Regions from separate parts of the Homo sapiens genome. Here regions 2 and 3 are each linked to region 1. A link is a contact called in ENCODE Hi-C or POLR2A ChIA-PET data. All regions are on one chromosome and are shown on one strand. The core of a region is the stretch at or near the end of the contact, and the rest is flanking DNA. Distances in the headings are between cores, read along the strand shown.

Region 1 (3,200 bases), core at 178-2,677:
AATACTACTTCATAATTTTGTGTCCTTAAAAATGTGTTCACATTATCCAGAGCAAGAATTGTTCGTACTGTAGTTGAAGAATGACAGCCCACGTTACTAAAAAAAATCAAGTGATTTCAGCCAGCTTTTCCCATGACATACTGCCTCATAGTTGCTGCCAGGTAGTGGCTTTCGGCAAAGTCCAAGTTTCTAAGAGTGAGGCTAGTAAAATGTAAAATGTCTTCGGTAATGTTTCTTAAAATAATGGGCCCATATGATACAAATTACATTTGTTAAACTGAAAAGATTTTGCTAACCTTTGTGGTAAGGTAGTCTTTGAAGAGAATATTTTGCTAGTGATACTAAATCAATGATTAATTGCAAAACATTGATCCCGTTCAAGGTCTTCATTAGTTGACCTTGCAGTTTACATAGGAAGGACCAAAAGGTGCTAGGAAGGGCCTTGGACATTAGGCCTTGCTGGACTGATCAGCAGTGGCTGACCCAGCCGCGGTCGTGGCTGATGGGACAGGCAGTGACCGAGGGAGTGGATCTATTGCTGCAGCCCTGGGAACCCAAGCTTTGATACGAAGATTCTGAATGATTTAAGCATTTTCCCTAAAGGACACCTTAAGACGTACCATTATGTTTGTTTTTAAGGTAACTACGTCAACATATGCTTAAAGGGAATTCTTCAATTTGGGGTTTGCTGGGGGTTTCAGTTTCTTTACAGTCTGCAGTGAATTATCGTTTTAACTGTGTGCCTTTTTCATAAAAGCATTTTACATTGTACTGAAAAGATTGCATTCTTTTGGCTTTGGAAAAATATTTCCTGTTCAGTTCAAGCCATTACAGCCTGTTAGCGTTTCACATCTGGAAGCCTGTGCCTCCCGTCACCAGCGAAGCGAGTGTGGCGGCCTGGCTGGGCCCCCAGCGCCTGCGTAAAGCGCCGGGACTTGTTTACTTCCCAAAGCTCAGCCTTGCGGGTTTTCGGGGAGTGAGGGGGTTCTGAGCGGGGGAGAGGCGCTTCCTTGCTCCCAGGGCAGGGGTGTGTGTGTGGGTGTGTGTGTGTGTGTTCATTGTGTGTGTGTGTGTTCATTGTGTGTGTGTGTGTGTTCATTCTTCCTGGGATGGAGATGGAGGGGTCTTCCTCTTGGGTAATGAGGGAGGTTTCTTTCTCCTGGGGGTGGGGAGGGGAATCTTTCTTCCTAGTGAGTGTTGCATCCCCCCTCCCCTCATGCCTTAAGCAGCTATTTTTCACTCCCACCCAGTTTTCCAGAAAGCCAACCCAAACATTCTCCGTGTGAGAGGGAAGTATCCCTCAGGGAAGAGAACAAATTTGAACAAAAAACGCTGGGCAGCCTGCGGCCTTGGTGTGGGTTGGAGCTGCAGGCCTCAGTCTGGCATCCCTTGTCACCAGTCACCCAGGCTGGGTTGAGGGACGGCCCAGGAGAGGTGGCCCTGGTGCCTGCTCTGTGGCTCTTCTTCCTGGGGAAACAGGGGACTGCGTCCTGCTTTCAATCTTTAAAAGGGAACCAAGCCTCTGGGTGCCACGTTACTTTATGAGCATTAAGCTCTCCCCCAGTTTGCTGTGGTCTGAGAGGGTTAATTTTTGTGGCCTCTGGGACCCTGCTCTCCGGAGGTGAGCCTGATGCTGCCCCCACTCTCGGGATCATTGAGCTGGGCTGTGTCTGCTGATCCTGGTGGCTTCAGTGCTGAGAACACTCCCCCAGGGACCTGTCCCTGTGGCCTCTTGGGTGGCCAGGCACTAGAGCTCTGGGGCAGTGGTGCCCTGGGACAGAGTCCACTGAGTTCTTTGAGGGAGTGTGACAGCCCCCACAGCATAACCTGTAGGGGAAACGATTTCATGGTGTGGAAGGAGCAAAACATTCACTGCATTTCTCCTGATCACACGTGACCAGAAATGATGCCAAGCAAGTCTAGGCTTCCTGCAAGAATCAGGCAGGACCCTGAGCACCCAGGCCTCAGACCTGACGGCCTTGGGTGAGGTGCCCCCCTCCCTGCAAATCCAAATGATCACAGTGTCTTAGCACTCCGCTGGCAGGAGGTCAATTCACAAAGGGCCAAGGTCAGCATCTTCTTGGGGCTGGTCAATCAATGCTCTTCCGTTGAACTTGCAACCTTGCTGTAGGAGACGGGTGGTCCAGATCTGACAAACATCTTTCCCAGAACACAGGGCCAGCGACAGAAAGTAAAAATCAAGATCAGATCTGTCCCTGCCCCTTAACACTGGAGTTCCTGGGTGTGTTTTGAGAAAGGTCGCTATTGAAGTTGGTTTCCATGGGAGGAGCATGCAGCATGCGTGCAGGCCCCAGGGTGGAAGCAGCCCTCTCTCCAGTTTGTTTTTCTTAATTTCTTTGAACGTTCAGTGAATCTTTTTTCAGACTTGTGGGAAGCCACTTGCCCAGTGAGTTGAAATGAATAGCAGTTTCAACAGAGAGCTTAGTTGAACAACCACCCAAATGGACTGAATGCTTTGTATGGGAAAAGCACGGGAAGGGGTCTTCATGGTGGGCTGGGGAGGGGAGGGAAGCTGTGTTGTACTCGGCATGCCCCAGCTCCTCTCGTTGTTGTGAGTTGGGGAGTGACTGCTCTGAGACAGAGTTGAGCTGTGAGTTAGGGAGTCCGGCAAGACAGAGGATGTGGCCCACATGTGCTCATCCTATCCTGGGCTGAACACAGGACTCAGTGTCCCCCAGAGTCCTTGCCCTTGTGTTTTAGGGCTCCAGGAGAGAGCTGGCTGCATTTGAGATGGGCCTTGAGGATGGACAGGCAGAGAGAGCTCTGCAGCGGAGGGCATAGGGCACCCTGGGTACGGCAGAGGAGGGACCTGGGATTTTTTTTTTTTTTTTTGAGACAGTTTCACTCTTGTCGCCCGGGCTAGAGTGCAGTGGTGCAATCTCAACTCACTGCACCCTCTGCCTCCCGGGCTCAAGCGATTCTCCTGCCTCGGCCTCCTGAGTAGCTGGGACTACAGGCGCCTGGCACCACGCCAAGCTACTTTTTGTATTTTTAGTAGAGATGAGGTTTCACCATGTTGCTCAGGCTGGTCTCGAACTCCGGACCTCAGGTGATCCACGCACCTCGGCTTCCCAAAGTGCTGTGATTACAGGCGTGAATCACTACACCTGGCCTGACCTGGGACTTTTAAATGGCATTTGAGCTTGGTAAAGGGGACTGTTTTGATCCGGTCAGTAGCA
Region 2 (3,200 bases), core at 327-2,826, 340 kb before region 1:
GTTCATTTAACACTTGGTCTACCCGTTTGTAAGGCATGTCAGGCAATTGTGAGGGCTAAGAGACATACACAAGGCACACAGTCAGATGCAGGTGATGAGATGTACACACAGATAATAATTAGAGGTAAGGATTCACGTCATAAAAGATACCTAACGGGAGGACAAGAACACTTCCAGCCAAGAGGCCCACACGATGGCAAGGCATATGCAAGGCAGGAGTGTGCAAGCAGTGACTTTAGACCTAGGCAAAGGAGCCGTGGGGACTCAAGACTGGCAAGTGGTAGGGGTGGGGCTTCTCGAATTTATGTATTTCAACAGAAAATTATAAATCACTACTCATATTAATATATAACTTAAAATTCTTAAAAATTAGCTCAGTGCTTTTTGCCTTTAAGAAATATTTTAATTAAACAAACCCAATTTGTTTTAAAACTTCACAGAACGAGGTTCAGAAAGTGGCTTTTGTTGCTGCGCAAAGTTGATGCCTACGGATCATCTATTCCTAAAGTTGTTTAGAATGGGTTATTTCTCTCTCTCTCTCTCTCTCTCTCTCTCTCCCCCTTTCTCTCCTGGCACAAGGAAGTTTTACACCATCTACAATCCCTCCGTTAGATTAAAAAAAAATAAACCTCCATTGTGAGAGGCGCCATTGGTGTCTGCCTCCTTGTCTTCCAGTCACAAATGGAGAGGCGGGCTGAAGAACAGCTTCACTGCTCAGGATGTCATGAATTTAAAAAAGTGTAGCAATGGTGCTTGGCCAGACAGAGTGGAAAACAAAGCCTCAGTCATTTGTTTAAACAAATTCACAAAAACAAAAACACTTCCTCCACGTACCCGTACCCAGTGAATTCTAAAAAGGATCACACATTTAGTATGACTTTTAAAACTTTCACTTTCACACATTAAAAACAACATGATGGGAGCAAACAAGCGGACATCACCCCTCACTCGTGCTTATCTATTTCTGGTTTCATTAAGCTGCCGAAACGACCGCCAGCGCTTCCTCTCATCCCAACAGGAAAATTTCATGGCTCCTGAAGGTCTGAGTCAGACTGGAAAGCTCATGAATATTCTGAGTTTCTGGAGCTGATGCAAGGACGTCACTATAATTGATGACCAGGCAGAGCTATCTACTACACGTTTGAACCACTCCTCTGAAATAATTTATCAGAAGTTAGATTTTCGTTTCTAAAGCTATTAATAACAAGAGTCTGTTTCTGATTTTTAAGATGAAGTTCAATCTTTCAAGCCATTCTGCTTTTCAATAAATTCCCTCTATTTGCAGAGGCCCGCATTAATATACTCCTTGCTTTACTGCATTTTAATAAAGGTGATGAGAAAATAAACCGAAGAGAACCTGAAGCTTCCCACATGCAATGGGAAGAAAGCAGCGTGCTGCAGATTTAAATCAGGATCTGCATTTACTGGGTACACGGAAGTGAAGAGAGTACGTGCATCTGTGTGGTGGCGGCGGGGGACAGAGACAGAGGCGTCTTCCTGTGGACGGCAGGAGCGTCCTGGGCTGTTCCGCTGAGATTTGGGCTCTGAGTCATGGGGTGCTCGCGTGGAACAGTAAGACCGAGTTCAACTGAGAACGCCCGCACGTATCCTATGTTAATTTTTCTTTTGCAAACACATTTGCATCTTTTACTTTCATTTTAAACTGCGCCCCGTGCATATGTGCACTACCAACCCATCCGGGTGACGGGCAAGTTGTATCTACTCTGGGAGCCTCCTCCTGCCTGCGAGGCAAGTGGCGACCCCAGAGCGGGAGGTGGGAGCCCCCTTTTCTTACGGTTCTCGGACCGCAGATTTTCCATCAACACTCAATTAGGTTTAAAGATACACTAGGGTGTGTACTGAGATAGTTCAAAATGATTTCCTTCCAACATAAAATGGATCGTGAACCACGGGAATCCTGAGCCCTCCACTTCCCAGCGAGGCAGCATGACTGGTGCTGTGAGACGGATCCACCAGTGATCGAAACCGCGTTCTGCTAGGGAAATTGAGGTTTGGACCACGTGGTCAAGGACAAATGAAAAACCTTTTACGCATTTCCAAATATCAAAATTAAAGAATTAAAAGAGAAAAAAACCCCAAGGAGTTCATATCTTCCCAAACCACAAAGCCACGCCCGGGCCCCACTCCCTTTTCTATCCACTTTAGCACATGCCGAAGCCCAGCGTGGCCTGGGACCACGTGAGGGACGGTGGGCGTGGCCGGGGCGCAGTCACGTGGCCGCTATGCACGCCGAGCCCCACCTCCAGCCAGCCCCTCCTTGGCGGCTGCAGGAGCCCAGCCAGCGATCCAGGCGGCGTTTCCAAACCCAGATCCACGCCTGTACCTGCAATGACTTACAGGATATTTTAGGAATTAGTCCAACATATCCTTTGGGATATCCTTTGGGGTCTGTAAGTAATACTCAAATAGATTTTACCTATCTCGCTGTATTCTGCAGCCAACTTTAAAACATTCATCTGGAAACTGCAAACACAAAATAACCCTTAGTGCATGATATTGTGAATTCTGTGCCCGTCTCCCCTTCAAAAGCTATATAGTATATACTTAGTACACAAACTAACTCAGAATCATGTATCCTACTGTAAGGAGTCCTCTTTGGTCCAGCAAGCATGTGTGATCTGATACCTAGCCTACTGAGATGCCTACGATTCTTTTCTTCACATCTCCCAAATATAACAGCTACATTTCAGACTCCTAAAATTTAATTTGGAATGAGTTACAAATATCAGTGAGGAAAAACGAGGGCCACAGGAAGCTTAGTATAGCTTGCACGCTCTTGTGTGAGGGCCATAATAAAATTACAAACTGGGATGGATTGCATGATATTTAAAAAATTTAGCCATTCGGTTTCATCAAACAGAAGCATGAGATTTGATAAAATGTTACACTTGAGGAGTATAAATCTTTTTTATTTTAAAAATAATAGAAAAGACCACATAGAGTAAAATCAAAGAATACAACAGACAATTTTTTAAAACTTTCTTTTGGCTAAAGAGTTATTTTTAGGCTGAGCGCTGTGGCTCCCGCCTGTAATCACAGCCCTTTGGGAGGCCGACTGGAGAAGATAGCTTGAGGCCAGGAGTTCAAGAGGGACCTGGGCAACACAGACCCCATCTCTACGAAAAATTAAAAAATTAGCTGGGCATGGTGGCACACGCCTGTAGTGGCAGTTACTCAGG
Region 3 (3,200 bases), core at 231-2,730, 320 kb before region 1:
AACAAGGTGTTCACACATTTATTTAAAAATATCCCAACAAAGTGTTGCAAAATTTCCCTTGATTGCAATGATTCTTTAAGCTGTTAACATTAATCTTGGGTGGATGCAGGAGTTGTCCACTGGCTTTCCAAAAGGCATCCAATGCCTTTAAGGCAGCATAAGAGAAACACTGCCCCTCTCGATGAACTGGGTCCCTGAGTCTGGCAGTACTGCCCTGTTCTCCACTGTGTCACCTATACAGGGACCCCTGAGAAGACCAGTGTGCATGAACCAGAGACTGGACAGTGCCTCTGTTACCATCACCGTGTGGTATCATGAAGAGGTAACCATCCCGAAGTCACCCAACTTGTCAGCAGAACTACTGGGAAAAGAGCTTAACTTTTCCTGTACTTAAATTCTTCCATATGTAGTTGGAGTTACAGGCCCCAAAGTAAAGACCTATTAAGCTTGCCTATATTGCTCCTAAATTCTCTACTCGTCTGTTCATTATTTCCAAATTTAATAAGGCCATACTGTTGTGTCTTCATCCTGGTCAATGCATCCAATGATACCTTGATAACTTTATCAGAGCAGTAGCTAGCAGAAGCACAGAGGCACGGAGGATGTTAAAACTGCTCAACACCACGGTACAAATGCATTGTCAGCTTATGTAGGAGTCTGCTTTTTATGCAGGCTTATGCAACTGGTGTAATTTTAAAATTTTATAAGCCATTTGAAAGAGCAACTTTGATATTAATGAAATGGGGAGAAATGTATATACAGTCAAAGAAAAGTGTCTTTCCTTTAGCTGATGTCAGAGACTCCCTAGAAATGAAAAATTATTACTGTCTTTTAGAAAAACAAAGGTTAAATGGAAATAGCACTGGCAGGAGTCATATCACAACAGCAAAATATAACAGGGCCAGGCAAACCAAGGATATTGTTGCAAATGCAGAGCCTTGATCAGGCTCATATCTCGAACCTTTTATTTTGTAAAGCTGCCAATTTTATAGCACAAAAATTTTAGTTAGGGCACCTTTAAGATTCACTGCATCTACTATGAGAAGAGAGAATGTCTTAGAAGAGTTTTTAAAAATACTACTTTGAAACACTTATGGGCAAACAAGAATTGGAACACTAATCACTGTAATTTCCCCACCAGGATCACTAGGTAAGACATTCAGAGAACTGGTGGAAGCAAGTGATGATTCAGATGCAGTAGTAGAACAGAAGATTGCCAATCAACTGCAAACAAAGTGCCGCACAGGCCCATCTCAACTGACAGCAATGGTAGAGAGAGAAGAGAGAAAGAAGAGAGAGAAGAGAAACGAGAGAAGAGGAGAGAGGAGGGGGAGGAGGAGGAAGGAGGGGGAGGAGGAAGGAGGAGGAGGGAGGAGGAGAAGGAAGGAGGAGGAGGGAGGAGGAGGGGGCAGGAGAAGGAAGGAGGGGAGGAGGAGGAGGGAGGGGAGGAAGAGGGAGGGGGAGGAGGAGGGAGGCGAGGAGGAGGGAGGGGAGGAGGAGGAGAGAGAAGAATATGAGAAGGGAAGTTGGGAGAGACACAGCCCGACTGACTCAGATTCCAAATTACATATGCACAAAGCCCCTCAAAGGTTATCATGCCCTATCTGATCCAGGGTAAATGAAAACTAAATACTGAGGCGCAATTCACAAGGAAAGTCAGAGTGTCTACACTGTTAACAACATACATTGAATAAAGTATTAGAAACATATTTACTCTTCTCCCTACTCTCGGTGCTACTGACCGTCTACTGAATACAAGGTACAAGAAGAGTTTGCTAAGTTTTGGGTACTGCCCAGGTCGTTCCACGGCTAACAAGGCAAAAACACTCATGTAAACTCCTTGGTGGGCCTGGTATGTTGTGTGTGGAGAGGGTGCCTGATGATGTCTTTGAACTTCACTTTTTGGTTTCTCAGCTATCTCAGAGGTCTGGCTGTAGAATTACTAATATTTTAAACAATGCAAATGTAATTATAGTTGAAGCATACTCTTTAACAGAAGGAGGGAAAGATTGGCATTTAGAAGCTTCATTCAACTTTTGGCCTTTTCAAGGCTAAATGAATCTTAGGGAAGAAATAAAAAGTTCCCATTGATTCACTTAAAAAAAGATTTCTTGCAATTAACAGATCTAAATCTATGAAAAAGGGAGCATTTATGGTAATTTCCATAATCTCTCACTTTCTCTAGACATTTCAAATCAAATTGTAATAATTATAAAATCCCTCCTTCTCTCTAAATACACACACACACACACACACACAAATATAGTTAATCAGCAAAACTTTTTCTGATCTCAAGGAAATGTCAGTTACATTTACACAAGCCTAACTAGTTTAAGCAATTTATTTGTAAGTAGACATGCCTCCTAGATTAGGAAAAAAGTGTATTTAGCTGTATGGCATGACACGCCCCCTACCCCAAACCGTAAATAGTTTTTTTGGCAGGGAGTCAGCAGAAGAGCTATAAAAACATCTTCAGGGTATAGAAAGATGTTCAGGACTTAGAATATACCTTTTCTCATGGTTCTCTTATCCCAACGTATAAATTGTGACAATTTGTTTAAAAGATTGAACTAAACTATGATATTCTCTTTGTCTTCCAAATTTATTTAGACTTGGTATCCTGTTCTTTCTCTGGAATTTCCTTTGCTTTTCTTTTTGTCAGTAAGCTAAATTACTTCTCCTCCCACATGCATAAAAGCATTAATTTATAAAACACATAGCCATATGTCATATCTCATGTAATTCTATTTTACATTCCACTGCCGCCCAGACTTATCTAACATGAACAAATAGATATTATTTACTGTAGTCAGAATGAGAATTATCTAATGCCACTTACATAGCCATAAATTGATTTTTGATTAATGTTTAAGCAAAAAGCAAACAAGCCCATCTGCTCTGAAAACAAACAAACAAAAGGAAGCAGCAAACGCATAGTTCACAGGAATTTCTGCAGTATTACTATGTTTCAGCGGCTGGTGAGGATGGAATTTTTTCATTGCTATCGTGAAAATATACTGCTTGACAAGAAGAGAACTGCATATATAGATGCAGCTTCTTCTCTAGCAACTGTTAATTTAATAGACTACTACTTATGGTGAAACAAAAAACAATCCCACTCTGAAGAAAGCACTGAAGACCTATAACCAGCGGTGAATTTCTTCCGTATTGCTCAGTGGAAACAAAAGAAAGCTCAAATG

What was found. A loop is a pair of places that touch in the nucleus more often than their neighbours do. ChIA-PET counts read pairs that join two places held with the same protein, here RNA polymerase II (POLR2A). Pooled maps may share reads with other maps.
Region 2: a map of pancreas shows a loop between it and region 1 (2.4-fold over the local background). The contact joins two enhancer-like sites. A Hi-C loop is called at or near these places in 61 of 168 maps with a recorded cell type or tissue (A673, B cell, CD14-positive monocyte and 38 more), 31 of 37 single-sample maps with no recorded cell type and 45 of 50 pooled maps. POLR2A ChIA-PET finds 5 or more read pairs at or near these places in 5 of 52 experiments (BJ, CD4-positive, alpha-beta T cell, CD4-positive, alpha-beta memory T cell and 2 more).
Region 3: a loop to region 1 is called in a map of heart left ventricle, with 5 times the contacts of the local background. The contact joins two enhancer-like sites. A Hi-C loop is called at or near these places in 66 of 168 maps with a recorded cell type or tissue (A673, B cell, CD14-positive monocyte and 38 more), 31 of 37 single-sample maps with no recorded cell type and 47 of 50 pooled maps. POLR2A ChIA-PET finds 5 or more read pairs at or near these places in 6 of 52 experiments (AG04449, BJ, CD4-positive, alpha-beta T cell and 3 more).

The regions. Positions count from the first base shown.
Region 1 is chr15:98,523,543-98,526,742 of GRCh38, reverse strand. No RefSeq gene overlaps it. Among named protein-coding and RNA genes, the nearest start is that of LINC02351, 100 kb to the right of the region's middle. Within about 2 kb of position 1,427, at least 4 of the 41 ENCODE cell types and tissues checked have a DNase peak (open chromatin) inside an H3K27ac peak, as active enhancers do; they include ovary, where a contact is called at or near this core.
Region 2 is chr15:98,864,512-98,867,711 of GRCh38, reverse strand. The region is part of intron 2 of IGF1R (insulin like growth factor 1 receptor); the gene reads right to left. Among named protein-coding and RNA genes, the nearest start is that of MIR4714, 82 kb to the right of the region's middle. Within about 2 kb of position 1,576, at least 34 of the 41 ENCODE cell types and tissues checked have a DNase peak (open chromatin) inside an H3K27ac peak, as active enhancers do; they include ovary, where a contact is called at or near this core.
Region 3 is chr15:98,843,676-98,846,875 of GRCh38, reverse strand. The region is part of intron 2 of IGF1R (insulin like growth factor 1 receptor); the gene reads right to left. It overlaps LOC124903561 (a long non-coding RNA gene), which reads left to right. Exons shown (of 2, transcript XR_007064773.1): 1 at 1-3,200. Among named protein-coding and RNA genes, the nearest start is that of MIR4714, 61 kb to the right of the region's middle. Within about 2 kb of position 1,480, at least 2 of the 41 ENCODE cell types and tissues checked have a DNase peak (open chromatin) inside an H3K27ac peak, as active enhancers do.